Regions from separate parts of the Homo sapiens genome. Here region 2 is linked to region 1. Evidence: chromatin loops called from intact Hi-C (ENCODE). Cell type or tissue: dorsolateral prefrontal cortex. All regions are shown on one strand. Links, peaks and the distances in the headings refer to the core of each region. The heading gives the core; the rest is flanking DNA. Region 1 has its middle 140 kb from the start of ATXN1. Region 2 has its middle 77 kb from the start of ATXN1.

Region 1 (16,291 bases), core at 6,671-11,670:
TAACTTATCAGAATCAGCTTCAGATTTATACTAACTTAATTCCAGTGAGATATAGAAATATCACTCTTACATAGCTCTATTCCCTTTCCCCACTTTTTATGGTATTATTATTAAACATATTACATCTATAAATGTTATAAGCCAAGCAATACATTGTTATAATGATTACTTTATATAGTTTTATGTCTTTTAAAGAAACTAAGCTAATAAAAGACAGCAATTATATAGTTATAGCTTTTTTAATATTAGCCCTCTTATTTATCATTTCTGATTCTCTTCATTTGTTCTTGTGGAGTCAAGCTACCATCTGGAGTCATTTCCTTAGCCCAGTACAGCTTTGCTCCCACCCACATTCTTGTTGCTGTTATTGGCAAAGATATTACATTTCTATATGTTTTGAGACCAACAATACATTATATGCACATTGTGTTACACAATTGCTTTTAAAATCAGTAGAGAGAAGAAAGGAGAAGAAATTTGCATTTATAGTCTTTTTATAGTTACATAATTACCTTTACCAGTGTTCTTTGTTTTTTTTGTGTGGATTCATATTACTATCTGGGGTCACTTGCTTTCAGCCTGAAGAAATTTCTTTAGTGTTTTTTCCTTTGGTATTAAATAAATACTATAATTCCTTTAGTAGTCTCAGCATTTGTTTATCTGGGAATTTATTCCACGTTCATTTTTGAAAGAGAGCTTTGCTGGATATAGGATACTTGGTTGATTATATTTTTCTTTGGGCACTTTGAATATATTATGTCCCTACCTTCTGGTCTCCATTGTTTCTGAAAAGAAATCAGCTATTAATCTTATTGGAGTTCTCTTGTGAATGACAAGTCATTTTTCTCTTGCTGCTTTCAAGATTTTCTCCTTGTCTTTGGCTTTTAGAAGTTTTACTATAATGTGTCTCTTTGTAGTTCCATTTGAATTTATTCTATTTAGATCATCAAGCTTCCTGGGTGTATAAATTAATATTTTTCAATAAATTGGGGGTATTTAAGGCCATTATTTCTTCAGATTTTTTCTTCTCTTTCTTCCCCCAACCATAGTCTTATTATATGTATGCTGGTGTACTTCATGGTATCCCACCTTTCCTGAAGGTTCTGTTCATTTTTCTTCAATTTTTCCCTCTCCGTGCTATCACTCTATCTTCAAGTTTGCGACTTCCTCCTTTTGAGAGTTCAAATCTACTATTGAGCCCCCCTAGTGAATTTTTCATCTCAGTATAGTTGACACTTGAATGACATATGTGAACTTTTAAAAATAAATATTTTGGAAATTTTTTTGGAAATTTATGACAATTTCAAAAAACTCACAAATGAATCATATAGCCTAGAAATATAAAACAAAATATTTTAAATTAGGTATGTCATGAATGCATAAAATATATATAGATGTCATTCTATTTTATCATTTAGTACCATAAAATATACACAAATCTGTTATAAAAAGTTAAAATTTATCAAAACTTACACACACAAACACTTACAGACTCTACACGATGCCATTCACAGTCAAGAGAAATGTAAACAAATGTAAAGGGGGCAGTATTAAATCCCAACTGCATAAAATTTACTGTGGTATGTACTTTACTACTGTAATAATTCCATAGCCACCTCCTGTTTCTATTACATGAGCTCAAGTGTTGTGAGAATATGCTGAAAACAACATGTGATACTAATCATCTTCCTGTGAGCAGTTCTTCTCTCTAATAAATTGCATATTGCAGTAAAAAATGATCTCTCAAGATTCTTATGTATTTTTCACTATGCTTAGTGTAATATTGTAAACCTTGAATAACACCATGGGACCCATGCAAAGTCATGCCAGAAATGTTCCCAAGAAGCAAAGAAAAGTCATGACATTCCTAGAAAAAATTGAATTGTTTAACATATACCATAGATTGAGGTCTGCAACTGTGATTGCCTGCCATTTCAAGATAAATAAATCTAGCATGAACATTGTAGAAAAAGAAAAGGAAGGCCGGGCTAGGTGGCTCATGCTTGTAATCCTAGAACTTTGAGAGGTCAAGGCAGGTGGATCACCTGAGGTCAAGAGTTCGAGACTATCCTGGCCAACATGGTGAAACCCCATCTCTACTAAAAATACAAAAATTGGCCTGGTGTGGTGGCACGCACCTATAATCCCAGCTACTTGGGAGGCTGAGGCAGGAGAATTGCTTGAACTGGGAGGCAGAGGTTGCAGTGAGCCGAGATTGCACCACTGCACTCCAGGCTTGGTGACAGAGTGAGAGTTTGTCTCAAAAAAAAAAAAGAAAAGAAAAGAAAATTCATGAAGCCATCATTGCAGCTATACCAGCAAGTGTGAAGACCTTGCACTTTTTGCAAAATACCTTTTTACATCATATAGAAAATGCAGCTTTTATGCGGGTGTAGAATTGCTAAAGGAAAGGCATACTTATAACCTCTCATATGATGTGAGAAAAAGCAAAGTCATTATATGACAACCGAAAGCAAAAAGATGTTGAAGGATCTAATGCTGGAGAATTTAATGCCAGCAAAGGATGGTTTGATAATTTTAGAGAAAAGTTTGTCTTTGAAAATGTCAAGATAACAGGAGAAGCATTTTCTGCCAACCCAGAGACAGCAGTGAGTTCCCAGATGCCACTAAGAAAATCGTTGATAAGAAAAGATATCTGCTAAAAAGGTTTTTAATGCAGATGAAAGTGCCCTATTCTAGAAAAAAGAAAATGCCCCCAATGGCATTTATTAGTAAGAAAGAGAAGTGAGCATCAGGATTTAAGGCAGGAAGGGATGGGCTAACTCTACTCTTTTGTGCAAATGCAGTTGGGTTTATGATCAGGACTCTTTTGGGGGATCAAAAGTTATATGCAAATTTAATGTAAATTTCATGAATTTGCTTTTTTAAAAAATATCTTGAAATGGCAAGCAACCACAGCTGCAGATCTCAATCTATGGTACATATTAAACAATTCAACTTTCAATAAATGTTACATGTAATATTTTTGATGTGTGGGGTGTTGGTGCCCCAAACCTGCATTGTTCAAGGGTCAACTGTATGGTACTTGTCAACTCCATGATTTACATTTTATTTGTAATTCCAATCTCTTTATTAATATTGTATATTTTATATGGCATTATCATTATGCCTTCCATTACTTCTTTAATTATGGTTCCCTTTTGTTGTTTGACAAATTTGTAATGGCTACTTTGAAGTCATTGATATACCAATATTTTGTTGTTTTTATAGGCAGTTTATGTTACCTGCTTATTTTTCCAGTGCATGGTTCATACTTTCTCTTTGTATGTTTCATAATTTTTTGTTGGAAACTGGGCATTTTAGATAATACATTATAGCAGCTCTGAATACAGTCCTTCCACCGCCCAGGCTTTTTATTGCTTATTTGTTTGGTTGCCACTGCATAATTTTAGTGAATTCTGTTCTCCTCACTCCTCTGTGTTAAGTCTCTGATGTTCTTCAGAGGGTACAGCATTGGGTAGGCTTGCAGTCACTCTGGGATGACAGTGGTTTTGGCAGAGTGGCACAGCTCTCTTTAGCTATCTCTTTCACTGACTGCACCCAGATGTTGAGCTCCATGAATGCCCAGCAGATTTCTAGGGCTCCTGCTGGTTATCTCTTTCCCTGGGTGTTTTCTCCAGCAAAATAGCTGACCTACAGTTTAGCATATATCTCCAATGAACCTGTCAATGTCTTCTCAGCTGTTTGGTTTTTTTTTTTTTTTTAATTTTTTTTTTGTTGTTTTTTAACCACAAGTCCATTGTTTTCGAGAGTGCACTTAGGTTTGAACTTCTGCACACTTTCTTGTGAATGAAGTAAGTTCTTTTAGGAAGAGACTTGGGGCTCTCTGCTTTATAGTCTGCCTCTCTACTTGGGCAAAATTTCTGGACTGTAGATCTGGGGCTGGAAGTGGGGACAATGGTGTGTTTCTCTCTGAGTGACACCTCACTTTTGGAACTGAATGTTTGATGGAAAGGAGAGGGGCTAGTAGCCTCAGGTCTTTTCAGCTTACTTCCCCTGGCATAGACCCATCACCTTGAGAGATGATACAACAGCAATCAGGGCCTTTGTATAATCAGCAGCACTGCACCCAATACAAAACCATCCCACAAGCGCAGGCTGAATGGAGGAAGGGATCCTCTATCTCTTGGCTACACTCACCCAGATTTTAGCCTCAGCAACAGGTAGCTGAGGACAAGATGAGAAGTGCTGACATCCTCTGACTGGGAGCTGTCTGGAGAAGGAGCCGTGTGCTCTTAGCTGTCTGGAGTGTAGTTTCCATTTCACTAAGCTTGGAGAGGAGAAGGAGGGAGTGATATTGGTTCAAATACCACAGATTCTCACTGTTCTTACTCAGTTTTAGTAGGTTCTCCTAAATGCTTCTTTATTTGCTGTATTCCCTTAGAACAGTTTCTAGAGACTTTAAATGGTTATTTTTGTTTTGTTTTTAAAAATAATTTTGCTGGTCATGGTGGCTCACGCCTATAATCCCAACAATTTGAGAGGCCACGGAGGGAGGATTGTTTGAGGCCAGAGTTCAAGATTACCTTGGGAAACATAGCACGACACCATCTCTACAAAAAAATAAAAAATAAAAAATTAGCCAGGTGTGCTGGTGCATGCCATATTCTTGGGGCTGAGGCAGAAGGATCACTTGAGCCCAGGAGTTTGAGGCTACAGTGAGCTATGATTGTGCCACCGAACTCTAGCTTGGGTGATCCCATCTCTAAAAGAAAAAAATATATATTTTTAAACCAGTTTCACTGGCTAGCAGGTTTGTGAAGCTCCTCATGCCATCCTGCTAGAAGTCAAATCCACCTTATTTGTTTCGGTGTTCCCAGCTCCTAGCCCCAAAATTTGGCACACAGTTGGTGCTCATAATGTAGATCAAGCAAATGAATAAGTGACCGGATGGATGGGTAGATGAGTGATGGTTATCAGGGATGGTTGATTTTATGTATCAACTAGTCTGTGCCACGGGGTTCTCAGACCTTTGGTCAAACATTCTGGGTGTGTCTGTGAGGGTGTTCCTGGATGAGATTAAAATTTGAATCAGTCGACAGAGTACAGCAAATCACCCTCCTTAATGTGGGTGGGCCTCATCCAATCAGTTGAAGACCTGAATAGAACAAAAAGGCTGACCCTTCTGAGAGTAAGAGGGAGCTCTTCCTGTCCAACTACCTTGAAATCAGGACATCATTTTTTTTTCCATGTTTGGACTTGAGCTGAAACATTGGGTTTTCCTAGGTGTTAAGCCCGCCAGCCTTCAGACTAAAACCGCACCATTGCCTCTCCTTGGTCTCCAGCTGTCTGACTGCTGATCTTGGGATTTATTAGCCTCCATAATTGCATAAGCCAATTCCCTATAATGCATTTCTTCATAGATAGATAGATAGATATGTGTGTATGTACGTATGTATATGTATATATAATTTCTTTTTATATATATGTATATATCTATCCTATTGTTTCTGTTTCTCTGGACAACCCTGATTAATACAAGAAGGAACATATCAAGAATTGACAAATGGAATTTCATGACATGGTCCTATTTGGTAATCATAGTACTAAAAGTAGTGTCCTTATCATATGCATTGTATCCTGTGCATCAGACATTTCTCCTTTGGATCCTTAAGTTGAGGTATGTAAACATTTTCTATTTCCTTTTTTAAAAGTACCCCCTTTCAAAACAAGTATTCCTTGATTATCCAAATGAAATCAATGATAATCAGATCCACTATTCTTTAAGTATTACCTTCAAATTGTGTGCAATTTTAAAAATACAAATAGCATAGATGAAACACATATTAAGTTTCCAGAACTGACTTCTTGAGAGTTAAAGCATTTGTTTTAAAAATAATCGTCCCAAAATCTTTGGAGAAATCACAAGAAAATGGCAGTTGAGATAGTGGCATTTTTATATTATGCGCCTCAGTAAATGAAAGTCTCAGCTGAATAATCTCTAATCTGCATTAGCATGCTTGCCCCCCCACCCACCTCTCTCTCTCTATTTTGTATTACATTCACACAGACCCTATTATCTGATCCTACAGAGATCTTGTTTAGAGTACACAAAACTTCCCCGGAGGGTTTTCCATTTAAAGCAAAAAAGCGGATCAACAGTACTCTGGTGCAATGCTCTAGAAAGATATAAGCCTACAATTGATTTTCATTGTGGGAGATATATAGCATTCATCTGCTCACCAGCTTCAGTTCAAACTCGGCAGCAAGGCTAAGCCAAGGACTGGGAGCTGGCTTCTGAGAACATCAGGGAAACAACAGCCTTTGCTCGACCATCTATTTTTTGCCCAGTTTTAACACTGAAGGGCTTAGGAAGAGAAATGACAACATTTTCAACATGAAGCTTATTCAATGTTTCTGTGTTGCTACAATTAAGCATTTCAGAAGCATATGTGCTGCCTTTCAGTTCAAACCCAGTCGTCCGCTCTGACAGGTCACAGACAAAAACCAGGATAATGACATTCTATCTTGATCGCAGGATCCAGACAGACCAGTCTGCTGTGGATCAAAAAAGAAAACAACAACCCAAGTGCTGATTTAATTTCCTTCTCCTCAAATATTGAGTTCATATTGAAATTGAGCATACCAAGTGTGAATCTTGCTAAGAATAGCACCTCTTAGTGGTGTATGAAATCTGCAAGAGTTTCTCCAGGTAATTGCAAAGTCCTAATATAGTATGACCTATGTTCATTATTTTTTCAACAAGTTCAGATCCTACCTAGGACATTATCCTATCCATCTAGACAAAATGAAAAGGACAATTGAGGAGATTATCTATATAATTGATATGGTTTGGCTCTGTGTCCCCACCCAAATCTCACCTTGAATTGTAATAATTCCCACATGGCAAGGGCAGGACCAGGTGGAGGTAATTAGATCATGGGGGTGGCTTCCCCCATGCTGTTATTGTGTTAATGAGTGAGTCTCACGAGATCCGATGCCTTTATAAGCATCTGGCATTTTCCCTGCTTGCACTCATTCTCTCTCCTGCCACCCTATGAAGAGGTGCCTTCTGCCATGAGGCCTCCCCAGCCATGCGGAACTGTGAGTCAATTAAACCTCTTTTCTTTATAAATTACCCAGTCTTGGGTATTTCTTAATATCAGCATGTGAACAGACTAATACAATAATTTAGAAATTTTAGAAAAAAGTGGCTTTCAAGTATCAGGAAAATTGAGAGGAGAATGATACAAATCATTTTGACTAGCACACATGCTCAACTTATTTGAGCGTATTCTTCATTCTTCTTTGTCTTTCAGAGCTGTTACCATTTGAGGTTCTCAATGAGCCAGTTTGCAGAGTTCCATTCAAGATACTCAAGATATAGTGAGTCAGGCAACTTTCCCCTGGAGTCATGGGTTCAAAAAGTATTAGGCTTTTCTCAAGCATGGAGGTCTAATTCCTTCCCATTGCTTAGATTTGGCCCCATTCGGTAACTTTCCTGAAGATATAGAAGCTTGGATGTCAATCAAATACGCACCTTCAATTTCTGGCTAACTCTTCTAGCGTGAATGCCAATCTGTTCTCTCAAACAGTGCTGTGCAAAGTGAAAACCTTGAAGCAACCTGTGGTAGGCTGAATCATGGCCCCAAAGATGTCCACATCCTAAATCCCAGAAACTGTGAATATGTTAACTTACATGGGAAAAGAAACTCTGCATAGGTGATTCAGTTAAGAATCTTGAGATGAGGTGATTATTTTGCATAATCCAGGTGGGTCCAATGCAATCCCAGAGGTCCTTATAAAAGGCAGGTGAGAGTCAGAGTCAGAGAACAAGATATAATAATGAAAGCAGAGGTTGGAGTGATGTGGGGCTGTGAATCAAGAAATCAGCTGCTGGGATAGGTAGGGAAACAGATTCTCCCCTAGAGCCTCCAGAAGGAACGCAGCTCTACTGAACCATTTTTAGGCCTCTGACCTCCACAACTGTAAGAAGATTAATTTGTGTTGTTTTAAGGCACTGAATGGGGGTGATTTATTACGACAGCAATAGGAAACTAATATACTCTACTCCATTTTAGCCCTACAGTTTCTATACAAGCCTAATAAGTAGTCCTCCCTTGCTGTCTTTCCCTTAATTCTTCAGAGCAGAGTTCTTAAACAGGGTTTGGGTGGCAATCAACCTTCTAAAATTATATTTACAATTTTGTGTCACATGCATTTTTCTGGAAAGGAGTCCATAGATTTCATCAGACTGGCAAAGTGATCTGTGATCTTAAAATCGAAAATGTTAGTCTTGATTGGACATTCCTAACTTCACATCTTTGTCCCCAGCAGACTGTGAGTGGCATAAAAGTGTGAGAAAGTGAATGTTTCAAATATTTTTATTCCTTCATTACTGGTCCTTCCTTCACTCCTAAAAATGAGGCTGCACAGGGCTTAGCTCTAACCTGGTGTTCCCGCATGTCCTTGAGGTACTGCTCTTAATTTTTATACATGCAAAAATCTATTCCTCATGTGGAGTCGTAGTTACCAGTGACTTCACTGAGCATGAGGCCGGGTAACTCCGCTGCAGCCATCACTGCTGTGCTAGGCATGGTGGCATTGGTGATGGTGGTGGAGTGGACAGGGGTGTCAGCATGAACCTAGCATCCCTCTATCATTGCACATGAGTCTGGGTTTATGTCCTGGCCATTATATGGAGTCTAAGGGCATCTCTGTGATGTGTAGACTTTTTCCACACTTATAAGGATGTGGGCAGAAGAAAGCAGAAGAAAGACTTCTCTTCTCCAGTCCTCAAATGATGCATAACTAGCATCCTCTCATAGTTTCAAGGAGGAGAAAAAAGGCAGACTGAAATAGAGACAAGGTATCATTTGAAATCGATTCTATTCGCTGTCAGTGTAAAGCAAAGCAGAGATTAAGCATCTACTCTTCATTGTGTAACAGTTATGACTTTGGCTATGATAAGTGCAACTCTATTTTAGTACGTTTCTTTGGTGCCTACATATACAATAAAGGCTCTACTCCACAGCTGCTACACCTTTAAATGGGTGACATGTGAAAAAATTGCTGTCTTGTTTGTGTCAGACAGCCATTTCCCTCTAAAATACTTCTTGTTATTCCATATTTAATAAGTGCCCACTGAGTGCTGGGCAGTGTCCAAGACACAGCCACAGTCCCCGCCCACACACATGCATGTGCCAAAGCAATTTGGCAATCGGTGCTGTGATGTGCTTCTCTGACCATCGTGGATGGCTTTCTTCTGATACAAAGAGTGTCAACAGCAACCCAGCTGTAGATTTCTTCCAAGAAAGCTATAAAAGAAATTGAATGCATTTTGTTTGCTTAGTGAATTATAAAAGAAACCATAACAATGACTTGATAGTACATATAAAGACATTACAATTGCCAAGTACTTTCACAGCAGCTCTGTGTCATTGACTCTTACATTTTTTTTTTTGAGTTATTCAAGGCAGATATTACTATCTCCCTTATCCTCTGAGAGGTGAAGGGACTTTTCCAAGAATAAGAAGTAAATGGCAGAGCCAGGAGGAGATTCCCACTATTCTGATATTTCCTCCCAACCCCCAACCCTCAAGATATCACAAAGTCTCTCATTAGCTAAGAAGTTTCCAAGTATAAATTGTGAAATCTTGTATTTTAATCTTACTTTCTTTCATATGGGTAACAGATCCTAGGGAATAGTCCTTTAAATTGTCTTTTCCATCTGTAAAAAGTTTACTCTACAAAATCTTTATGTATAGATCAGTCACTATTTACCAAAGTTTTGGAATACATAAACCAACTAGGAAAAGCTTAGTTAAATATAATTAAAATTCTTTTGGGCTGTGATTATCTGAAAAATGGCACCATTTTCTAAAAATAGTGTTTTGCCTTTAGGCATTAATTTGATTTAAACATTTAGAATCACCTTTAATTATACACACACACATACAGAGAGAGAGAGAGGGAGAGAGAGAGAGAGAGAGAGTGTGTGTGTGTGTGTGTGTGTGTGTGTAATCACCAAGTTCCCTAGAGTTCCACAGAACATGAATAAACATATGGACTGTTCTCTTACACCTACTCCACAAGTCTGAGTATTGAGGATTTATATAGTTAGAGACTATGTGGTGTAAATATGTATAAATTTATATTGTGTTAATTTATGGCATGCGGTACAGAAGGCTGTTTGCAAGTTGCAGTGTACTTCTTCCCACGTTTATGCTGAAATATCATTTCTGGGTTCCTTCCCCATGTTTTCCTTTGTCTCCCCACAGATGTTTGGGCAGCTTGTTTTCAGGGGAGTGAATACATCTTGGAAGTATGCTTGCGGAATGCAATTCAGGTGAAGAATGCACTATCTCTATTGGGATTTGGCTGAAGGATATTCCCCCTTCGCCTTATGTCCTGCCCGCTTCTGTTATGAAGACAATTGCTCCAGGGTAGCCACACTCTTGGGGGCTGCCATTTCCTGGCCTGGGTGTCCTCAAGGTCCATAGAGCGGTTCTAAGTAGGTGAGTGGCATTTCATTATTTGTAAAAGGAAAAAGAAAAAAACAAAACCCTACACATCAAAATTCCTTTATGGCTGTTTGCCAAAGAAGCTGAGTTTTTACTAGAGGGGCTCCGAGAGAGTCCACCTCTAGTTATCTGTGGTTCTGTTGAAGGGGAAAGAGCGGTCATAGATGAATGAAGTTCACAGAGTGCTTACAAACCACAGCTTATTTAACCTGCTCTTTCACCGGTGTAAATTGTTAAAAAGTACTCATATCGACTTATTTGACTTAATCAATCTTCTTTCCTGGTCCTCCCATGGGGAGGTGTGCTAATGGGTAACGGAGATTGAGAAGGAGGCAGTGGGCAGGAAGAGGAAGGAAAACAGAGCCCCAAACTGAGTCGACAGCCCCTGAATGAATAAAAATCTGGCAGCGGATGGAGAGGGGTTTGACTCATCCATGAATGCTCTAGCACGAGGCTACTGCTTTCACAGACACTGTCTGTTTCTCCAAATTTAGGGGAAATTAGTGAGGAAACTATTTTTAGACTGTTTACTTCTCCTCTGCCCTTACAATGGCGCTGCTTATGAAATTTGAGGACAGACCTATTGAGAGACTAATGGAGTCATCTGCCATAGAGATTAGACAAGGATTTATGGATCAAAAGAATTGCTCTGCAGGTTTCTTTTAAGCACTATGAATTCACCAGCCCTTGCAATGACCCAACAATGGCAAACTAACATTTGTGCAGTCCTTTAATATTTTAACACTTAAAAAATATGTACATGTATATATATATATATATGTATGTGTATGTGTATATATATACATACTTTGCCACATCAACTCTTTGCAACTGTCTGGTAAGGTTCAAACTTTTCAGCAGAGAAAGAAAGGAAATTATAAGTGAGTGTCCTAAGGTCACATACTTGGAAAATGTCATTGGTGTAATTCAAACCCTAATCATCTTTCCAACATAAAGGTGCTGAGTGGTTGCACTTGAGCATTGTGAGTTGGGTGAAAAACCAAGTCTAAAATATTTACTGAAATCTAAGTTTTGCCAGCTTATCTGGTACTCTTGCCTTTTTCTCCATTGTCTTGCACTTCTCTGGACTTTATTATTCAACTTTGGCCACACCCAGTGAAAATGCAGGTATACACGTTCAGTTGGGAAAGAATTTTCACACCAGGGAGTCATACAAAAATGACAAAAACGTGTTTGGGTGGATTTTGGTCCAAGAGTTGTTTAAATGCCGGAGTAGAGTTTGAAATTTCAGTAGTGAGAAGCCATAGAAAGATTATAGAAATAATGAACACCTTCTAAGAATTTATAATTTACAAAACTCTTCGCCTACAATTTTTCGGTGAGTTCTCCTAACCATCCTTTAAGGAAGAAGTAGTATTTTGATCCCAATGTTACTTTTCAGGAAGTTGCGGCTTGGAGAAGGTGTGATTTTACTAGATTGGGTAGCCAGTCAATGATAAAACTCAATCTGTAAGCCAAGTAGTAAGTAGTGCTTTCAAAGCTTTGATCAGGGAATGGCTTACAGAATGTAGAATGTATTCAAAGGAGGGGAAACATTTAGAAGCTATTGCAGAAACCCATGGTGTGGAATTTTTTAAGTTAGAAATCTGAATGCAAACATCAGCTCTCAGGGCCATGATGCGGATTGTTGTTATTCTCAGTGTGATGGAAGCAAAGCGATGGTCTCTGGATCTAAAAACAGGTTAAACGCAGGCATGTGTCTTTCTCTTCATCTGACAGATAGATGAGTAATTGATTTCATTTACCAAACAGGCTGAGCACAACGTAAAATCATGCTACTCATCTAAACTGAAAAAATTCTCTATTTTCCAGAATAGTCTCAGAGCACCATGTGTGAGAGAACACGACAGAATAGAAACTGATTATGCAAAATGTGCGAGAGAGAACTGCAGCTCTTGGTGACATGTGGCAGCCTCATTGGGAAGGGAGTGCTGTGTAACTCTGGGTGCTGTCTCTGATGGCCACGTGTCACAAGCTGAATGGCAAAAGGGGGGTTAAAAACTGAGTTTGTGAATTGTTGCATGTAGTCCTCTGAGACATTCACGTGCCATGCACACATGCAAGGAGGTATCCTGAGAGGCCACTCTCAGCAGCAACACTCACCCACACAGAGGTAAGAGAGGGGAATGCCAGGATTTTTGTCTGTGTTTTTTTTTTTTTTTTTTTTTTTTTTTTGGTATTTTGTCCCAGAGTCCTTACTCTGGGCTGTGTAGACCCCTCTAAAGATATGACTACTCTATGAGAACCCCTCCCACCCAATGCGAAGATTGCAAAAGCTCTTAGGAGGATGGAAATGGTTACATGGTTGGATAGAGGGGCAGCAGGAACATGAGAGGCATAGAAGATTTTTTTTTCTTTTTTTTTCTTTTGAGACAGAGAATTCCAGACACAGCAGAGAATCAAAATGGTGTTTGGAAGATTACAAGCCTAGCAAACCTTTTGTGCTCAGGAGCTATCCAGAGTACTAGGCTGCCTCTACCTCCGGTTCACCTGAGCTGAGGCCAGAGTCTTCTGCTCGGTATCTGACATCAAGTCTCTGCCTTGGGCTTGGCTTCAGCTCTAATTCATACCAGCTTCCTTCCCTCTTCTGTGTTCTACTGGACTCCACTATTCTCAGAACCAACCATTTGCAAGCCGTGGGAAAGCCTGGTTTTGATAACCAGCTGCACCCAATGCCACCTTCACTGTGGTTTTAATAAGAGATAGCTTGTTTCCCTGGATGTTTCCCAGCCATAGTGGACACACACACACACACACACACACACACACACACACAGACGCGTGTGCGCGCATGCACACACACACATCATTAGATTTTGCAGACATGAGGTTTATATTTTTAGATAGATTTTTGCATAAGCACATTTGAATTTATGTACAATATGTCAGACCTTGCTTTACAGTGACCTGATTTAAAAAAGTTTTTTTCTACAGATTTCTCTGTATGTGCATATATACAGAAGCTTGTAGCAATCAGTATACAAAATAATGTCATCAGGGAGGGGTTGAGCAATGTAGAAAGAACTGAGTGCATTGATGTCTAATGCCTATTCTGGCTATGGGCAAATGTACAATGAGAAAATGATGTCAGTTCTAGAACAGGCTGGTGACTTGAGCATAAGCATCTGATTCCCTGCATCTTAATCTTGATGTAAATGAGCAATTAAATGTCTAAAGAGAGTGTCTCAGATTGGAGAGACTCCCACTGGCCAGATCTGGGAAATTCTGAACTAAAATAATTAAGTACAGTAATGACTTTTAAACCATTGGAAAAAAAAAAAGTAGGAAATCATGCATCCATGCTGATAACAAATAGATAAATAAATAATTCAGGGAGAAGAGAGGGCTCTTGTTTACAGTTGAGTGCTAGAGACCAACTGGTAAAAACTGTAAAATCATCATCTTGCAAGCATCATGGTAAAGACTGAAATAGGCGAGAAATGTGGTTAAATGCTAAATCACATAGGAGATTTAGAAGAGCAGGATATTTACACATATTAAAGTGTGTATGTGTGTGAGAGAGAGAGACACAGAGAGAGAGATGGAGAGAGAGGAAAAGAAAAAGAAGGAAGGAAAGAAAGAGAAAGAAAGAAAGAATAAAGAAAGAAAGAAAAGGAGGAGGAGAGGAAGGAAGGAAGGAAAGAAGGGGAAGGTTTTTGAAATGCAGATATTTTTCCCTGAAATGTTGGTTGGCAGTGATGGAAACTAAGATGGACGTAATGAGCCTCAAAGAAAAATTGAGTTGGCCCCACACAATTTCTCGATAATCTTCAAATACAGTAGATAATGGAAACAACGTCTAAAAAGTTTTGAGAGGATGTCGATTCATGAATTTCACAACAAGCCCAGTGATTGTTCTGAGAAAGACAAAGAAAAATATTGTAAACTAAGCAATGACTGTGAAAATGTAAAATTTATGTATTCTTTTTGACAACTATTCTAGCTAACCAAGTGATTAACCAAAGTAACGTTCAAGAACACAGAAACTCTGGTACAAAAGTACTAAAAGTGAGTCTTAAAACTATTTAAACCAGTTATTCTAAATAATATTTATTGTATGATTGAAGAGATAGAATGCAAAATATCATTTATTTTAACATTTCCTAATAGACAAAATGTTCAACATAAAATGATGATCATATTAATAATAATTTAAACTATGAAATTACATATAAAATTCCATATTAACGGCCGAGTGCAGTGGCTCATGCCTGCAATCCCAGCACTTTGGGAGGCCGAAGCAGGCGTATCATCTGAGATCAGGAGTTCAAGATGGGCCTGACCAACATGGTGAAACCCCATCTCTACTAAAAATACAAAATCAGCCAGGTGTGGTGCCACATGCCTGTAATCTCAGCTACTCAGGAGGCTGAGGCAGGAGAATCAGTTGAACCCAGGGGGCGGAGGTTGCAGTGAGCTGAGATCGTGCCACTACACTCCAGCCTGAGCGACAGAACAAAACTCTTGTCTCAAAAAAAAAAAAAAATTCCATATTAACTAACAAAAATTGGGGTTGCAGGGGAAAAGGGATGAGAAAGCATAAGTGTGTTAATTTTGATATTTTACACAGTGGGCACTATGTGAATCAGAAAACTGACATGAAACTGATCATTCATGCCCAAGGTATAACTGAGGAGAGTTAAATGAAGGTTTATCATAACCCTTGTAGGAGGTTATGCGGGACCAGCAAGAGATGGCGAAACACTTGGGGATAGTATGAGCAGGTAGCTGTTACCAACTCCTAGGTCTGCAGAGGTAAGGAAAAGAAAAATAGATAATTATAGAAGCGCTTCCTGCCAGGAGCTGCAGCCTTCAAGAGAAGCACACAGCTGTGCCAATCCATGGCCCTACAGGAAGGGCACCAGGGAAGTAGATAGAGTGGGCTCTTTCCTCCCACACTTCCATCTCCTGCCAGAGCCTCATGGGCTGAACCCAACTGAGACCCAGAGGAAGAGGAAACCCAGCTGAAGCCCATAGAAGAAAGTCTCTGAGCCATCAAGCAGAGTGGAGAAAGCTGGAAAATAAACCTCAGGAGGAACCAGAGAATATTTAGGGCAGATGACAGTAGTACTTTTATTTACTAATATTTACATAAAAGGTGCAAAAATGTAAATATCAGCACCACATTTTTCCAATAGTTTTCTATAAGACAATTGTTTCACTAAAGGTTTGTTGGGAAAGGGATTCTGTGTTCAAATAAATTTGGCCTGTTGTGTATTTTCTGCTGTTGTAGCCTAAAATTCATTAACATATTAAAAATTATAAGAACTACAGTGAGAAGGCTGTTTAATTCATCCTGAATTTCCCAAACATATTTAATGGCACAATTTCTTTGCTGTGAGTAACAGCTCTTAATACCCCCATGAAACTTTGGGAAATAACATATGAACAGATTTGAGACTATGATACATACTTTACAAATCACAACTGATGAAAAATTTATAATAAAAAGATTTTAAGGTAGTAATAGCAAGGAGCCCTACAGGAACAGAAAGCTTAATATTAGTAACAGATGTAAGGTGAGGATATCAATTTTGCCAATATATAAAGGACAAAACTCCCTCACAGAAATACAAAGATTCTAAAAATAAAAAAAAGAAAATCCAGAAGAATTATTGTCTTCTATAAGTACATTTAAAACTAAAGAAGGTTAAAAGTAAAAGTTTGGAAATCACATGTAAGGAAGTCTTACTTTGAAATATACAAATGTACTTTTCCTTTGAATTTGCCTCCTGGCTGGGCATAGAGAGGGCAAGGGGAGGATGAAAATATTATGACTGAAATGC
Region 2 (16,291 bases), core at 4,826-9,825, 65 kb before region 1:
TTGACCTATCTCAGTTTTCAACATACCTTCCTCTCTAAGCTTAATCATTATTAGCTTTTGATTTCAAGTGAGAGACATGTGACTCTTCCTTTCACTTGCACACTTAGAGGCCACTGCAGCATTAACAGTTGGCCTAATCTCAATATTGTTGTGTCTTAGTGAATAGGGAGGTTCAAGGAGAGGGATAGAGATGGGGGAACAGCTGGTAGAGTAGTCAGAACACACACCACATTTATCATTTAAGTTTGCTATCTTCTATGGGCACGGCTGGCGGCACCCCAAAACAACTAAGTCAAAGATCACTGATCACAGATAACCAGATATTATAATAATAATAAAAATGTGTAAAATATTCCAAGAATTTCCAAAATGTGACTCAGAGACATGAAGTGAGCACATGCTGTTGCAAAAATGTCACCAATTGACTTGCTGGACACAGCGTTGCCGCAAACCTTCAATTTGTGAAATACACAATATCCAAAAAGGGCAGTAAGGCAAGTGCAACAACATGAGGTATGCCCACATTTGGTTCTGCTAAAAATATTCCACAGCCACCTTTAGAAGCCACACTTTGTCTTTGGAGCATTGGCTGGCTGCCTCTCTATCATACCAACCTCTCTTGGTGCTTTCTTTTTCTGTCTTCTATTTTCCTTTTTTGTCCTTCCCTTTTTTTTTTTTCCCCCAAGCAATCAAGGGACCATTTTCTCTAGAGCTGAAAGGGACCTCAAGAAATCGTCTAATTCAGCGCTTTGCATTGCAGCAAATAAGATGGTTTAATCCTCATTTTACAGAAGAGGTAACAAGTCCAGGCAGAAAGAAAGAAAGAACAAAGAAACTTGCTTCAAGTCACACAAACTCCTAGAAGTCGTGAGCCAGTGTCCTCAACCTCGGCTGTGAATTAGCATCGCCTGGGGACTACGCTTCCAGAGTAATCGTGTAAGAATCTTAGGATGTTGTTTCTGAGTCTAATACACACCAGAAGCACCTGGAGGGCTCCTCAAGAACAGATGGCTGGGCCTCCCCAGAGTTTCTGATTCAGCAGGCCTGGGTGAGACCAGAGAATCTGCAGGTACAACAAGTTCCAGGCGATGCTGATGCTGATGCTGTGTGTGCAGGCACTGCACTGTGAGACCTACAAGGGTGGGAAACACCTTTATGGAGGGGCAAGTCAGCAAAGGGAGACCCGCTTGGTGGCGAGTTGGTGATTTTCTGGCCCACTTCAAAGTGTTCCGTCCAGTCCCCAGTCAGTGGTCCAGGAACCCTAGCCCATGTGAAGAGCCTCATATTCCGCAACAAGTTTGCAGACAGGAAGTGTGCTGCACTCACAGGGTTCTCTGTCATTTTGAATCTTCCCCAGGCTGTGTGCTGTCCTGCCAAGTTTAGCCGATGCCTGCCTGTCTTCAGGTCCCCATGGCTTGGTGCCCAAGATGCAGAGGGCATGTCAATCTCTCTGCCCTGTCCCTTTGCTCCTTTTTTTTTTTTTTTTTTTTAGACAGAGTCTCGCTCTGTTGCCGAGGCTGGAGTGCAGGGGCACGATCTTGGCTCACTGCAAACTCCGCCTCCCAGGTTCACACCATTCTCCTGCCTCAGCCTCCCAAGTAGCTGGGACTACAGGCACCCGCCACCATGCCCGGCTAATTTTTTGTATATTTAGTAGAGAAGGGGTTTCACTATGTTAGCCAGGATGGTCTCAATCTCCTGACCTTGTGATCCGCCAGCCTCAGCCTCTCAAAGTGCTGGGATTACAAACTTGAGCCACCACGCCTGGCCTCTTTGCTCCTTCTTGCCCTGTACTGTTTGTTGAAAATGCTCACTTGCCAGGCTGCTAGGCCTTTTTGCCTCCTGTCTACTTCCCTATAAGGACCAGCCTTAGAAACTGATCATTTCTGCTTCAAATATCCACATTTCTCATGGCTCACTAACTAGATTTCTCATGTTGCTCTGAGAGAGATCTCTTTTTCCAATCTATTTGCTGAGCAGAGCTGATTAACTTACTTCATTAATTCGTCAAACATTTATTGAGTACCCAATATGTAACTAGCACTATCGTAGGTTTAAAGGTAAGGAGAAAAACAAAAGTTATTCCCTTCCCACAAGGAGTAGCAGGGGAGACAGGCTTTAATACAAATCCCAGTTCAGTGTGACAGATGCAAAAATAGAATCGCGTGCCAGGTATGGTGATATGTATCAAGGCAGGAGAGTGTGATTAAATTCTGAGCCCCAGGCTGAGCTTGTCCAGCCCTCCATTTAACTGGAACTTGGGCTTGCAGATTTCCTAATCATTACTGTTTGGCAATACAACATTGATTTATATACACTGGGTTGTTAACCAACACAAGAGGGCAGAGAATTACTCTTTCACAGCAGCATGCTGTTCAGGGCAGTAGGAAGTTTGCACATTGGAAGGGGTTTCACATGGGATATACGATGCTGAGTAAGAACGGGGATTTCAGAGGCGGAGTGTGAAATGAGTGAGGGGTTAAGTGACACACTCAAGGAGCAGGGTTGGAAGTGGGAGAGCAGAGAGCCAACAGGAGAGGAAGTGCTCACTGCTGAAAGGGAAGAGCTTAGAAGTGGTGAGCTGGAACCACCCTAACTGCTGAGGTCCTGTCCCCACCATGGGGCTTCCTCCTAGGCACTGCTTGGCTGTTGCCCATTTTCCGAGGTCACTTGGATTGAGAAAATAGAGGGAGTAGCTAAGAACCCTGAGGTTGGTCCCAACCTGGGAAGATGACCTGCAGGGTGGGTGACCACCAGCAACTCCGCAGAGGACATCAGCATTTCAAGGTGCTTCGGTCAGTTGAACAAAGATGCCAGAAACAAACAAAACCCAGCTCTTGAAGGATCACCCTGGGAGGAAATGCCAAGTGCCCAGGACCAAGAGAAGAACTGGCCACTCAAACACTCTGGAGAGGTGGTGTCCAGACCACAGAGCGTACGTGTAGTTGAAAGATTAAGCGAAATCCTGAGATGCATGCAGACGAATGCAGGGGGTTGAAAATGACTCACAAAGCAATCCTCTCATTACTTCCAATGATTGACTGACCCTTTCTGGGATATAGGTGCTTCATTCTATGCCGTGGGTGTGATTAAGTAGGATTTTTGTAAACAGAATTCTTTTTAAAATATGCCTAGACAAGTTACTGGTTAAAGAAAGGCAAAAGATAGCTAATCTTTATTTACAAGGATTGAATTTTTTTCATGAGTTTTTTTATTATTAAGAAGTGGGATCAATCCTTCAGCAAAATTGTTCAGGGGACAAGATCTTTTTTGAATATGTTCAGCTTTCTATAGCTTGCTGAGAAACCTCTAGCTTCTGATGAGCTGCCTGGTTGCCCAGAGCACCTATTGGTGGGTTCTTTAACCAGTTTTATCCCTCCCCTCCAACCTCTCCTCACCCCAGAGAGGCCTTTCCTGATCTATGTAAGTCTTATAAAAAAAAAAAAAAAGTAAGTTACCTGTTCTATATCCCATTCTCTAAGCATGCTACTCTTTGCAAACGTGGTAAGAGTATTAATGGATTAAGCATTTATGGGAACATTTGGTAAAGGCTTTTGAACTAGTGCCTTAATCCAAAGGAATATTTATAATGGTCTTGTGGAAGATAGTTAGAGGAGGTATTTTTGGCTTAGGAGGTTTTCTAATACTCCCAAACACTCCAGCCAGTAGCTCCTACTGGGAGCTGGACATGAGTTGAAAAATTCCAAATCCAAATGAATTATATCTACTCAAAGCTCCATCATGAAAGAGGCTCAGAGGAGAGCAACAATAGCCCTTAGTACTGGAAAATAATTTCGAGAAAAATTAAAAGAAATGAGACTCTCCAGAGTGGAGAAGAGAATGCTAGAGAAGAAAAATTAATAATACCTTAAAGTTATGTCTAGCACAATGGGGGTCTAATAAAAATAGAACGTAAGACCGGGCACAGTGGCTCTCACCTGTAATCCCAGCACTTTGGGAGGCCGAGGCAGGTGGATCACCTGAGGTCAGGAGTTGAAGACCAGCCTGGCCAACATGGTGAAACCCTGTCTCTACTAAAAATACAAAAATTAGCTGGGCGTGGTAGTGCGCACCTGTAATCCCAGCTACGCAGGAGGCTGAGCCAGGAGAATTGCTTGAACCTGGGAGGCAGAGGTTGCAGTGAGCTGAGATTGCACTATTGCACTCCAGCCTGGGTGACAAGAGCAAAACTCCATCTCAAAAAAAAAAAAAAGAATGGGAACTGCATGTGTAAGGTTAAATTCTCTACGGGGCACCTTAAACAAAATAAAAAGAAACCATTAAAATTAGTTTTAATAATATATTTTCTTTAACCCAACGTCTTGGAAAATTATTATTTCAATCAATATGTAATCAATTAAAATGATTTAAATGAGATATTTTACATTCTTTTGTTTCATGCTAAATCTTGGAAACTGAGTGTGTATTTCCTACTTGATTTGCATTTCCATCTGGACAAGCCCATGTTCGAGGCTCAGTATCACATGGGCCTGGTGGCTATGGTGATGGGCAGTACAGATCCAGCCCTGGAATGAGCCTCCTGCTTAGCTGTCCTAAGTGGCTGTTCTGAGTGTTCATGAGGTGGAAACGAGAAGGAATTTCAGTTAGGCTGGTGAAGGTGGTTAGGAAAAATATGGAGGCCTTAAGAGAGTCTGATTTAAACAGTCTGACCTTGGGCCTGGACCTGAGTATTTCTTAAAAGGTCCCCAGGTGATTCTAAGGTACAGCCAGGGCTGAGAGCCACTGGGCTAGAGGAAGAATTTCCACAAAGTGAGAGCGTTTACACACTGAAGTGAACGCTTTAGGATGGTTTCCTCATCTCTTGTGTCGAAGTTTCAGAACTGAGAGGAGACTGAAATATCATGGAGTCCAAGCCTCATTTTGCAGATGATGGAAGGTCAGCATTGGGTTTTAGTGTTTGGGGCTTATTGATGCTTTTGTTTGCTTGTCTGTTTACTTCCTCAATTCCTCCTCCCCCCTCCTTTTATTTATTTATGTATTTATTTATTTAGACGGAGTTTTGCTCTTGTTGCCCAGGCTGGAGTGCAATGGCGCCATCTCGGCTCACCGCAACCTCTGCCTCCTGGGTTCAACCGACTCTCCTGCCTCAGCCTCCTGAGTAGCTGGGATTATAGGCGTCTGCCACCACGCCCAGCTAATTTTTTAAAAATATTTTTAGTAGAAACGGGGTTTCACCGTGTTGGCCAGGCTGGTTTTGAACTCCTGACCTCAAGTGATCCACTCGCCTTGGCCTCCCAAAGTGCTAGGATTACAGGAGTTAGCCACCGCATCCAGCCTCCTTTTCTTTTTTTTTAACCTGGAAGAGGTTTTCAAACTCTTTTTCAGTCTAGGGTGAATTTAGAGGGATGTGCCATTGTTTCCCAACACCCCAGCCAGGTACCTTTAAATTGTGAGGTGCCACTGGGTGCACAGGCTGAGGGTGAGGTTTCGGGGAGGTTCTCTGTTGATTCTTCCTCTCCAGAGAAGGGCTCAGTCCTGAGGCTATGATTCACGCCCCACATTTGCAGGGCTATTGCGCCTTCACGAGTTCTTGCTAACATAATGGGCAATTTCTGCCAGAAAGTTAAATATTTAAAAATCAGAAAACATGCCTTACTGCCAGGTCAGAGCAATTGTTTTGTTTGTTTGTTTGTTTGTTTGTTTTGAGGCAGAGTCTCGCTCTGTCGCCCAGGCTGGAGTGCAGTGGCGCGATCTCAGCTCACTGCAGGCTCCGCCTCCCGGATTCACGCCATTCTCCTGCCTCAGCCTCCCGAGTAGCTGGGACTACAGGGGCCCGCCACCACGTGCGGCTAATTTTTTTTTGTATTTTTAGTAGAGACGGGGTTTCGCCGTGTTAGCCAGGATGGTCTCTATCTCCTGACCTCGGGATCCACCCTCCTCGGCCTCCCAAAGTGCTGGGATTACAGGTGTGAGCCACCGCGCCCGGCCCAGAGCTGTTTTAATAAAGGTCATAGTTGGGGTTCGCTGTGTTTGACAAGATTCCGTGTACAGTTGACACATAAACGTCACCATATTGTGAGATCTGAGTACAGCATCCACAGAATGTTGCACCCCCATGGAGGGTGACAGGACCTATGCTGAAACCCGACTTGTCAGGAGCTGGGATAGCAACTTTCTCCCTTACTGTACCTATCCTTCAGTGCCTCTTTTATAAGACAATAAATCCCTCTCTTTTGCTCACTCTTGTTTCTAAAAGTGGGTCACTCTCCAGCGCTTGCCTTTCAGTTTCCGGGGAATGTCTACTGTCTTCTATGTTCTTGCTTAGCAGTTCAAGTCAAAGAGAATAAAAGAGAGAGAGAGACTAGCCACTTAGGTCATAGAAAGAGTAAGCTGGAATTTTGTCCTTTGCTCTTTAAGGCTTTGAAACTGATTTGTATGGGATCAGGTTTGTACCAGAAAGGCTAGGGACAGCTTATTATTTAGCTTATTCTTCCCTGGTTCTAATAGGTCTATTAACCAAGATTCTTAAGAACCTTCTCCTAAACCTCTTTAGAAAAACAACACAAAAAAGCCAAACCCACAGTAATTGCTGTCTGGGGCCTCTTTCTGAGGATCCCAGAGGAGGTTTACTGGTGATGAATACTGGAACCCCGGAAAAGAACAAATTGGTCTCACAAGCAGCGAGTGACAGCCTTTCTGAATACAGCTGCTTTCTTCATTAGAAAACTAAAAATAGCCCTGATCATTGCAGGCTGGTTTCACTTTAAGCCTTCTGCCACATCCATTTGTCTGTTTCATTGAGGGTTTCTGCATGTCTGTGACACCGTGATACTATTTCAGACTGAAAGTGCGTTGAAGAAATGTTTCCTTTCCCTCCTCCATGTTCAGTCCAGTGTCTGCAACTGTCCGACACTGTCTCATATGAGGGGACATCACGGGAATCTTCCGGCATCCTTGCCATCCCCATCTGCTTCACTCATTTTTGGAAAAATAAACACCATCCACACTGCTAGCAAGAATCTACAATTATTTTGGTTTTGGTTTTTTTTTTTCCCCAAGGAAATGTTCATTGCCCGTGAGGTTTTCTATGGGTAGCTCATGAAATATGTTGCAGTGACTACACTTTCCAACTGATGTAGGGTTTTACTAGGTTCTCTACTCAGGCTTAGCTTGAGGAGACACTTTCTTTTTTCCTGTAGCCGGCTGTGTTTGTGGCCACTAGTAAAGCCAGTTTCCTTTCCAGCTCCAAAAGGGATAGGGAAACCCATTGGAGGGTAGCCTCTGTGAGTCCATCCATCTGATCTGGGAGAACGTTTGCTGAGACCTTTCCCTCCCTAATGAAATTGGTTTTGAGTTATACTTGGAGGTGGCACCATGACTATAGCAAGGTGGGTTCCTTGTGTGGTTTAGAGCAGTCTGACATCCTTATCCTTCACCCTTTCAGCATCCAGGGTATTGAGGAAATGGAACATAAAAGAGGCAAAAATTGGGGGAAGAACGAAATAAATCAACCTACTGCTTAATACTATTCATTTACAAAAGGTGTACTCACAAAACACGCATACGAACTCATAACAGGAATCATTTACAATTAAAATGTGGAAAATAAGCCTCAATCTTAAATTCGATTCACATTGTGTATACATTTGTATATACAAAAGTATGATTTTAATGGCTTTAATAGAACTGAAAATCCTAAAGATGAGAGCTAATGTTGCTATGGAAACTTTGCATGTCTTGACTGCAGAACTCTTAGTTTAAATTTGCAAACTTAGTATCACATTAGCTTTGTTCACATTAGATTTCTGGTTGGTCTTTTAAAAAGATAAAAGGAGAAAAATGACTTATCATCTTAGTGCTTCCTGTTATACTCATAGCCAAAGGAGAGGGTGGTTTGTGATCATTTGACACTTTTTTTTTTTTTGGCTGAACAAGGAAACCTCCACAAAGGCGCTTACATAAGGGCTATGCAGGGTGAAGATTTTGTAGCCAAGCATGATTTATTCAGTTTGAAAATTTTCAAAATTTGAATGGCTTATTTTTCTCATAGAATTTAGATGTGTAAGCATGATTCGACAGCCAGGTGGTTCATGGATTTAAAACTAAATTTTACAGAGCTCGAAGCCCTTTAAAGAGTGGAAAAGCGACGGAGCACAGCACTCAGAGGCACGGAGATGCCTGCAGCCCTGTGCTCATTTGCTGCCACCACGCACTCTACTGTACTATGGAATTGGGCCCTACGTAGCAGCAATGTGAAAAGAATGCCATTTGGAAAACTGCTGCAGTCATAATTTGAGAGGCTGAGTCTCCCTGTCCCCACCCTTTCTCCATTATCTCCTGCCTGCTCTCAGCCTGGCCTCAGCCGTGGGGCTCATGGCAGAAGCTTTGGCAGCCTGGAAGCTTCGTGGGCTTTGGAGTCAGGTAGGCCTGGGTGTATGTAAAGGGAGCTCCACCATGAGGCACATTATTTAACCTCTTTGCGCTTTATTGTCCTCACCACACAGGGATAATCGTGCTCATGCCACACGGATGTTGTAAGAATTTAATAACATATGCAAAATACTGAGTTCTTTACTCAAAACACAGCAGGCTTTCAGTCAATCATCTTTCCCTCCAGTTGAAAAATGTGCATCATCAGAGCCTTTGGGGACATGAAGGGGGCAAACTGGATTTGGGCTGTATCTGCTGAGTTGTTGTGAAGTGAATGTAAACTCCTCTTTCTCTCCCACCTCCACTATTACGCATTTGGATGGTTTCTGCCTAAATTATACAGATCATCTATTTATTCTGATACTCATTTACTTGTACTGTGATGGCCTTATCTTGTTCCCTACTATATTTTTAGTGTCTGGCATAAGGCCTGGCATAATACATACGTGTCGAATGCAGGGCAAAATGTGGGAGTATCAGGCACATATATTGGTGCAGGGGGGCCTCTACCTTTAAAATCTTTAAAAAATTGAAAACAAAATTAAGTACTGGGCTTAGGAAGGGGCCCATGCAAGTGTGGTACCCTGACGCTACAGCTCTGTGAGCTTCAGAGGAAACCTACCTCTCTCTGAAGAAGTGAATGTGGTCCTGAGTAGTCAGCTGATGAATGAGGATATGCCTTTTCTGTGATCTTGTACTGTGCTGTCACCCAGTTTGGTCCTATGATGATTGACTTTAGATCGGCTACTTGAGATGTAGGCTAATGATGAGAAACCATTATACAAGGTATGTCCTGAGGTATGAAACGAACAGCCATGAGACTTTAGAGTGTCATCGGAAAAATTCAGACTCTGGCTTTTATCAATGACAATTAACTTAATTAACAATTAAAAACTAACATGTAGGCCGGGATCGGTGGCTCACGCCTGTAATCCCAGCACTTTGGGAGGCCGAGGTGGGCATATCATGAGGTCAGATGATCGAGGCCAACAACGTGAAACCCTGTCTCTACTAAAAATACAAAAATTAGCTGGGTGTGGTGGCACATGCCTGTAATCCCAGTTACTCAGGAGGCTGAGGCAGGAGAATGGCTTGAACCCGGGAGGCAAAGATTGCAGTGAGCCGAGATCGCGCCACTGCACTCCAGCCTGGCAACAGACAGAGTGAGACTCCATCTCAAAAAAAAAAAAAACAAAAAAAAAAACTAACATGTATTACTCTGCTAGGGGGCTGCCATAACAAAAAACCACAGACTGAGTGGCTTAAAGAACAGATATTTATTTCTCATAGTTCTTGAGTCTGGAAAGTCCAAGATCAAAAGACCCATTCAGTATCTGGTGAAGGCTCTCTTCCTGACTTGAAGATGGCACCCTTCTCACTGTGTTCTCACATGGCCTTTCTTCTGTGTGTGCAGAGAGAGATCACTCTTTCTTCCTCTTTTTATAAGACCACCAGTCCTATTGGATTAGGACCCCATCCTTATGACCTCATTTAACATTAATTTCCTCCTTTAGCAAGAACTATTTTCAAACAGTCATATTGGGAGTTAAAATTTCAACATATGCAGCTGGGGGAGACACAATTTAGTCCATAGAACCTGTAAGGCCTACTTCTGCTTTGCCTCTGGCTCTCATTTGAGGACTCACTTGCCCCCTTGGGCATCGATCTAAGATATGGGGAGAGTATTAGAACAGGTGGGGTAGAAAAATGACCCCCAGGAGGTAGAACCAAAATGGTGCCATGCAATAGATCAGCTTATCCAACCGGATGTTGAGTTGCTGCATTATGTTGAAAGGAGGTAGCAGGCATTTCCTTGGTCTCTGATAAACATTTGCTTTCTTCCCTCCCCCCTTTTATGTTATGTTTACTCCTCTGTTTTCTTCTTTCCTTCTTGTTTTCCTTTTCCTCCTTTCTTCCTTCATTTCCAAAAGTACAGTCAGACACGGTGATTATTCTTGGTCCTTTTAATGATGGTTATCTGCTATTGATTCTCCCAAAATGAAAGGGCTGACTTTGGGGAAAGGAGCAGGAGAGCAGAGGGGTAGAATAGATGTGGGGGTGGGGAGGGAAAGTGGTGATAGGGTAGGGGTGGTGGCAGTGCAGGACAAGAGAATGACTGTGTTGTATCACGGCAGGGAGGCATGTGCTGACACAGAGCAGGAAATACCCCCACTCGATGACTCTGGGTCTCAATTTTCTCATCAGTTAAAAAATATGCCAGAGTAGAAAATCCCCAAGGTGCCTTCCATCTTTAATGTTCATTACCCTCGGTAGCTCCTTCTACCTTACCTTATGGGGAAATGGCATTGATAAATAAGGCTTTTTGTGTGCCTTGTAAGAAAATCATCATGTGAATTCAAAGTATTGCTCAAATTAATTCTAATGAGGTTCAGGGGGAAAAACAAGTAACAACCAAAACTCTTTAATAAAGTGTTCTAAAAAGAAAAAAAGAATTATCGCCCACTTCTGCACTTCCTGCTTTTGGCAGGGACTAGAAGTGGAAATCTGAAAACACTGTGAGACAGTCTGTTCTCATGGTATTTCTAGCTGAGAACAGGAAGGAGGGGAGATCTCATATGAGTGAGAGAGCCTGTTTTTCAGTGATTAGCAGGCCAAAGAAGCTTCACTGGGCAATCAAGCTTGACAGCACCTCCAAAAGTTTTACCTTTATTTGGTCAGCATGGCAGATTTTGCCGGCAGCATCATCACAATCACCAAGGAGGCAGCTATCTCCCATCATTAGTACTGAGGGGCTACCTCTCTGAGGCTGGGTGTTGGGTGCTGGAGACCCAGACGTAAGCAATGTGGCCCCTACCCTTCTGGAGTGTATAACAAAGCTGGAAGGATAAGGTATCTATAAATGAAAAATAATTACAATTCGAAGTAGCATACGCCAAGTGCTGAATTTGCCATGCAGACAATGCTAGGAAGGCGCCGTCCGCACATTTCTGGAAATTCCTGATGAATTTGCATTTGCTCTCCACCCCACCATGGTGCTCTCATCACTTATCACAGAAATATTTTGCACCTTTAGGCAAAACACGTCTCTTCATTCCTTTAACTCTTTTGCCCATCTCCAGTCACAACAGACTTCCCTGTGTGTAATGCAGATGAATCATTGAGGCTGAATCATGTTAACAATAAGCGTTCAATGATTAATGCATATTGATTGGTTGGGCATGCAGGAACCAACCAGAAAAATCCCAAAGTCTAGACTAGATTGCCTCGTCCCTAATTACCTGCCAGAGAGTTACGTGTACTGGCATCTAAAGCTGCAGCAGATATTCTAGGGAATGCCCTTGCTCGCTGACTCCATTAGACGTCATAAATATCCTAAGGTGAGCGTCCATGACATCTTTACATCTAGGGCCAATCAAGGGCTCAGGTACAAGGGTGAGCATTCCCTCTCACCCTTTCACTCCAGCCTCCAGGTGCAGAATACAGGAATCGCCCTTGTGAGAGCAATTCTCTCACCTACTAAGTGGAAAACTTTCCTGGAAAAAGATAAAAAAAAAGATTTGATTTTCCCCTAGAGATAATGTAGTCATAAGGATTATGTTCTGAACAAGGAATTGAAATTCAGTGCTTTATTGAAATGACCACCATTATCATGTTTAATCAACTATTTAATTAAATCTGGGTGATAGTCCTATACGGTGAATAGTAAAATGCTTACTAAAGGGCATGCAAATTCGACAGATACAGTTGGAGCCCATCACGTTGAATTGACTACAAGGTTTTAACCTGGGTGGCTACTTTGTGCCATGAACCAGTTGGGAGGCTGGAGGAATGCATTCAGTTATGGCATGGAATTCAGAAGTATTTCTTTGGATTAATTTTTCCTGGATCTTTGAGAAAACCTAGGATTGCTTCATGACTTTTATTTCATGTTGGGGATACAAAAATGAAGAAGACACAGGCCCAGCCATCGAAGGAGCATACAAGCCAGCTACCCAAATACATACAGATACCCAAACACAGGGGTTAAGAGGACTTTGGGTGTGGGGCTCTGCAGACTGGGAGTTGAGCATAAAATGTGACAATCATCAATGTTACAAACCAGAATGCTGATATCAGGTAGTCATGTTTAAGAATTACATACTCCCAAATTTTTTATTACATATTAATTGTAGGAAATTTATAAAATAAAGGCACAAAAATGAAAGTAAAATCACTCCTACTGTCACCCAACGAGAATCACTGTTAAAATGCTGCTCTATAGCATTCTAGTCATTTTTCTTTGCATTCTTAGGTGGAATTCTTAGTAGAATCACATTGTCTGTTATTTTACAAACTGTTCTTTTCATTTAACAATATGCTGTGAGATATACCATGATTATTTTCCCACACAATTTGCTGTCCTGCTACACCATGATGGTTTTTAATGGTTTTATAATGTTATGTCCTTTGGCTACACCGCGCTTTATTTATCCAGTCTCCTAGAGTAGGACATTAAGACAGTTTTCAGTGCTTCACTAATATAAACAACGCTGTGATGAGAATCTTTGTATATAAATATTTGTGCATCTCGCTGATTATTTCCTTAGGATAAATTTCTAGAAATGAAATTGCTATATTATAGGCATGGAAATCCAAGCCTGGCAGCATGGCTAATATTGAGATTGCAAAACAGGCATGATGAGAAACTGACCCATATATTTCAGCAATGCTTGTGTTTTTGTTTTATGGTTCCTTTATATTGTGTAAACAATATAGTGTGATCTTAGACATAAAAATGTTGGTCATCCTGGGTCTGGCAGCAGAGTCTACCTACTGTTGGCTGCCATTTTGTCAACACTGGCACTTGTACTCTAAATGTGGCCAACACAACTAGATTTATCTGCCACTAAAATGCACAAACAGAGCCTTACTTACCCAGAATGTTCTGTCTTTTGAGTCCTTGTTGCATTTTTACTTCACAGGGTCAGAATTACAATTCTGGGCTGATACATGATTAAACTCAAGAGCAAACAATGAGTTTGATAATACATCCACAATGTAGGGAAAAAATGTTTATCTCCGCTACATGCAAGGTGTATTACTTTTAAAAAGTAGGTCACAACTTCAGCTAGAGCATTCCATGTTAGCAGTCATATTTAGGGTGAAAATGTCATTTGACTATCAGCTAAGGGCACTGCTATTTTCATAAATATACTGAGAGGTACGTATTTAAAAGGAAGTGGCCAAAGGCACCTTACTCAGTGTTTTAATGTTCTGCTTTCAGAATTGTTAGTGCATGAGATCCATAAGTTAGTGTATGAGATCCGTAAGTAATTATATGTTTCCATATATATGGAAATATATAAGTGATGGGACTCTCTTTTTTCCTCATTTGTTTGTTCATTCAATCATTCAGTCCTTTCTTTCTCTCTCTCTGTCTCATTTTTTTTGAGACAGAGTTTTGCTTTTTGTTGCCCAGGCTGGAGTGCAATGGCGTGATCTTGGCTCACCGCAACCTCCACCTCCCGGGTTCAAGTGATTCTCCTGCCTCAGCCTTCCGAGTAGCTGGGATTACAGGCATGCGCCACCACGCCTGGCTAATTTTGTATTTTTAATGGAGACGGGGTTTCTCCATGTTGGTCAGGCTGGTCTCGAACTCCTGACCTCAGGTGATCCGCCTGCCTCAGCCTCCCAAAGTGCTAGGATTACAGGCATGAGCCACCGTGCCCGGCCTCATTCAGTCCTTTCTACAGCTATGTATTGAAAGCCAGTTCTGTGCCTGAAACATGATTCAGCCAATGCCCTCCAAAGCTTATAGTCTAGTGCAGGAACAGAAAGTTAAAAAGCCTTTAGAGTACAGTGTCATGTAGTACTGGATCTCTGTTCCTCTTCTTCCTTTGAGTCTGCTACACCCTGTCCTTTCCCATCCCCTACATCCATATTTCCAGAAAGAGCCTGGGGGCTAGGGCCAAGATGACTCAGGGGTTCTGTGGGGCCCAACAGAGGCTGGGACCCAGGGAGCACCCGCTGGAGCAGGCTCACTGCTGCGGCTCTGCCTGGAACATTTGTGGAGCCTGGGGCCAGAGTACAAATTGAGGCCACTTACCATCTGTCGAAATATATAAAAATTGTAAATCAAGTTAATAAGCTGTGAACTGAAATATAGCTTCAGATGGACAAAATTGAAAAAACGTGTAAAGCTATGGTTTTTATATGATGGAAAGTTGGAAGACTATCAAGCAGTGGGATTTAATTATTGTCATATATGGGTGTTCTGTTGATGGCAGGTTTGCGTAAGTGAAAAAGGATACGTACTCTCCTGGGAAAAACAGTGATTGTCTCTGGGGATTGGGACCGATGCATGAAGAGGGGTCTTTTACTTCTTGATTTAGGTAACTTCTAAAAAACAATGAGATTATGGAAATTTTTTTTCCTCTGTTTTCTCTGTTTTTCAAATTTTCTAAAATAATCATGAATTGCTTAGGTATTTTGAAAGAAAAATAAAACTAAAAAGAAAGAAAAGTTAAGACTAGAAAATCATTCTAGGATTAGAAAGTGTCCCATTAAGTTGAATTTCCAGAAAAAGATTGTATTTAAATTTTTAGACCTATCTGATTATATCCCACAAAGTTAAGAAATTGATTAAAGTTAACCCCAGAAGCACTAAACAATTTTCTTCCAGAGGTCATGGAGGAACTGGAAAAATGCCCAACCATCAAAAAATGGGCAAATAGAGAAACTATATTTTAAAAAGAGAATGGGTACAACCAAGGAACTTATTGCCTGATATTTCCAGGCATAGTATTTTTACAAATAATCAAATATCTATTTTTCAATGAGCTTAGACATTTTAGAATTTGGATAATTTCTATAATAAGATATTTCATTTACTTAGCGATTTCAGCTTTTCAAAGTGTTTCCTGTCAGTTGTCTCATTTTATCCTTACAAGGACTCAGTGAGAGAAGGAAGATGTCATCCCCATTTTCCAGGTAAAGAAAGTGAGGCTTAAAGAATTGAGATTGGGCCCAGGTCCTACGATTGGCCCCCTGTTGAATAAGGACCAGAGCATCGGTCTCTTGGATCTCAGTCCAGTTCCTTCGCCACGGTGCTATTAATAAGTGTACACAATGAATTTTCTAGAATGTGCATGTATTTCTAAAAAGTTTTGTAAATGTCTCTACTTTTTTTTAAAAATTTGTTTTTTATGAAACTCACTTGAAAAAGGCAGCCAAAATTTCTCTATGAGCCACTAAAGAATATTCAGCACCCGTTTTAAGAGATGCCTGACTCCCCTATAAGTAATTCCACAAATGAAGATCTTTATAGAAAGTGCTAATTAGTGCTAAGTACCTTTAGAGATGCCTTCCAGGCTAATGTCCAAGGATGTACCAGGTGGGGGAGGAAGTTATAATAACCTTTCCCTCAGGGACTCAGCTGATTTTCTGTGGTGAGGAGAGACTATAAGATTATTTTACTTAGTGCTTATGATATGCATATGTTAATATTATTATAAGACCGGCAGTATCTCAGTTACTTAATCAGTTTTTTCCATTACTATTATCTTGTAATAGTCAGCATTTTACCCATTCTCTTAAAAAATACACTTTGGGAAGGTAATTTGATTTTTGTGAATTAATTTTTTAATTAATTAGAGTTTAAAATGTTTCTAATTTAACTTATAGTTTATTCATTATGGTTTTAGTGCAATACATACAGAGAAGCCAAACAATCTTCCATCCCCACATCACACATACCTAGGTCAACAGCCATAAATAACTGAGGCTGTCATCCAGGTGGGCGGATCACGAGGTCAGGAGATTGAGACCATTCTGGCTAACATGGCGAAACCCCGTCTCTACTAAAAATACAAAAAATTAGCTGGGCGTGGTGGCAGGTGCCTGTAGTTCCAGATACTAGGGAGGCTGAGGCAGGAGACTGGTGTGAACCTGGGAGGCAGAG

Evidence for each region. Peaks named below come from ENCODE experiments on the same cell type or tissue, not always from the same donor. Only the 100,000 strongest peaks of a DNase experiment are listed, where the experiment ranks them.
Region 2: a loop joins it to region 1, with 4 times the contacts of the local background. A loop is called at or near these places in 1 of 110 quality-filtered maps.

The regions. Positions count from the first base shown.
Region 1 is chr6:16,892,776-16,909,066 of GRCh38, forward strand. No RefSeq gene overlaps it. Among named protein-coding and RNA genes, the nearest start is that of ATXN1, 140 kb to the left of the region's middle. In dorsolateral prefrontal cortex, for the core only: no CTCF peak of the experiment used is centred there; a DNase peak (open chromatin) is centred at 9,152; H3K27ac peaks cover 1,504 bases.
Region 2 is chr6:16,829,946-16,846,236 of GRCh38, forward strand. No RefSeq gene overlaps it. Among named protein-coding and RNA genes, the nearest start is that of ATXN1, 77 kb to the left of the region's middle. In dorsolateral prefrontal cortex, for the core only: no CTCF peak of the experiment used is centred there; no DNase peak of the experiment used is centred there; H3K4me3 peaks cover 1,018 bases; H3K27ac peaks cover 2,666 bases.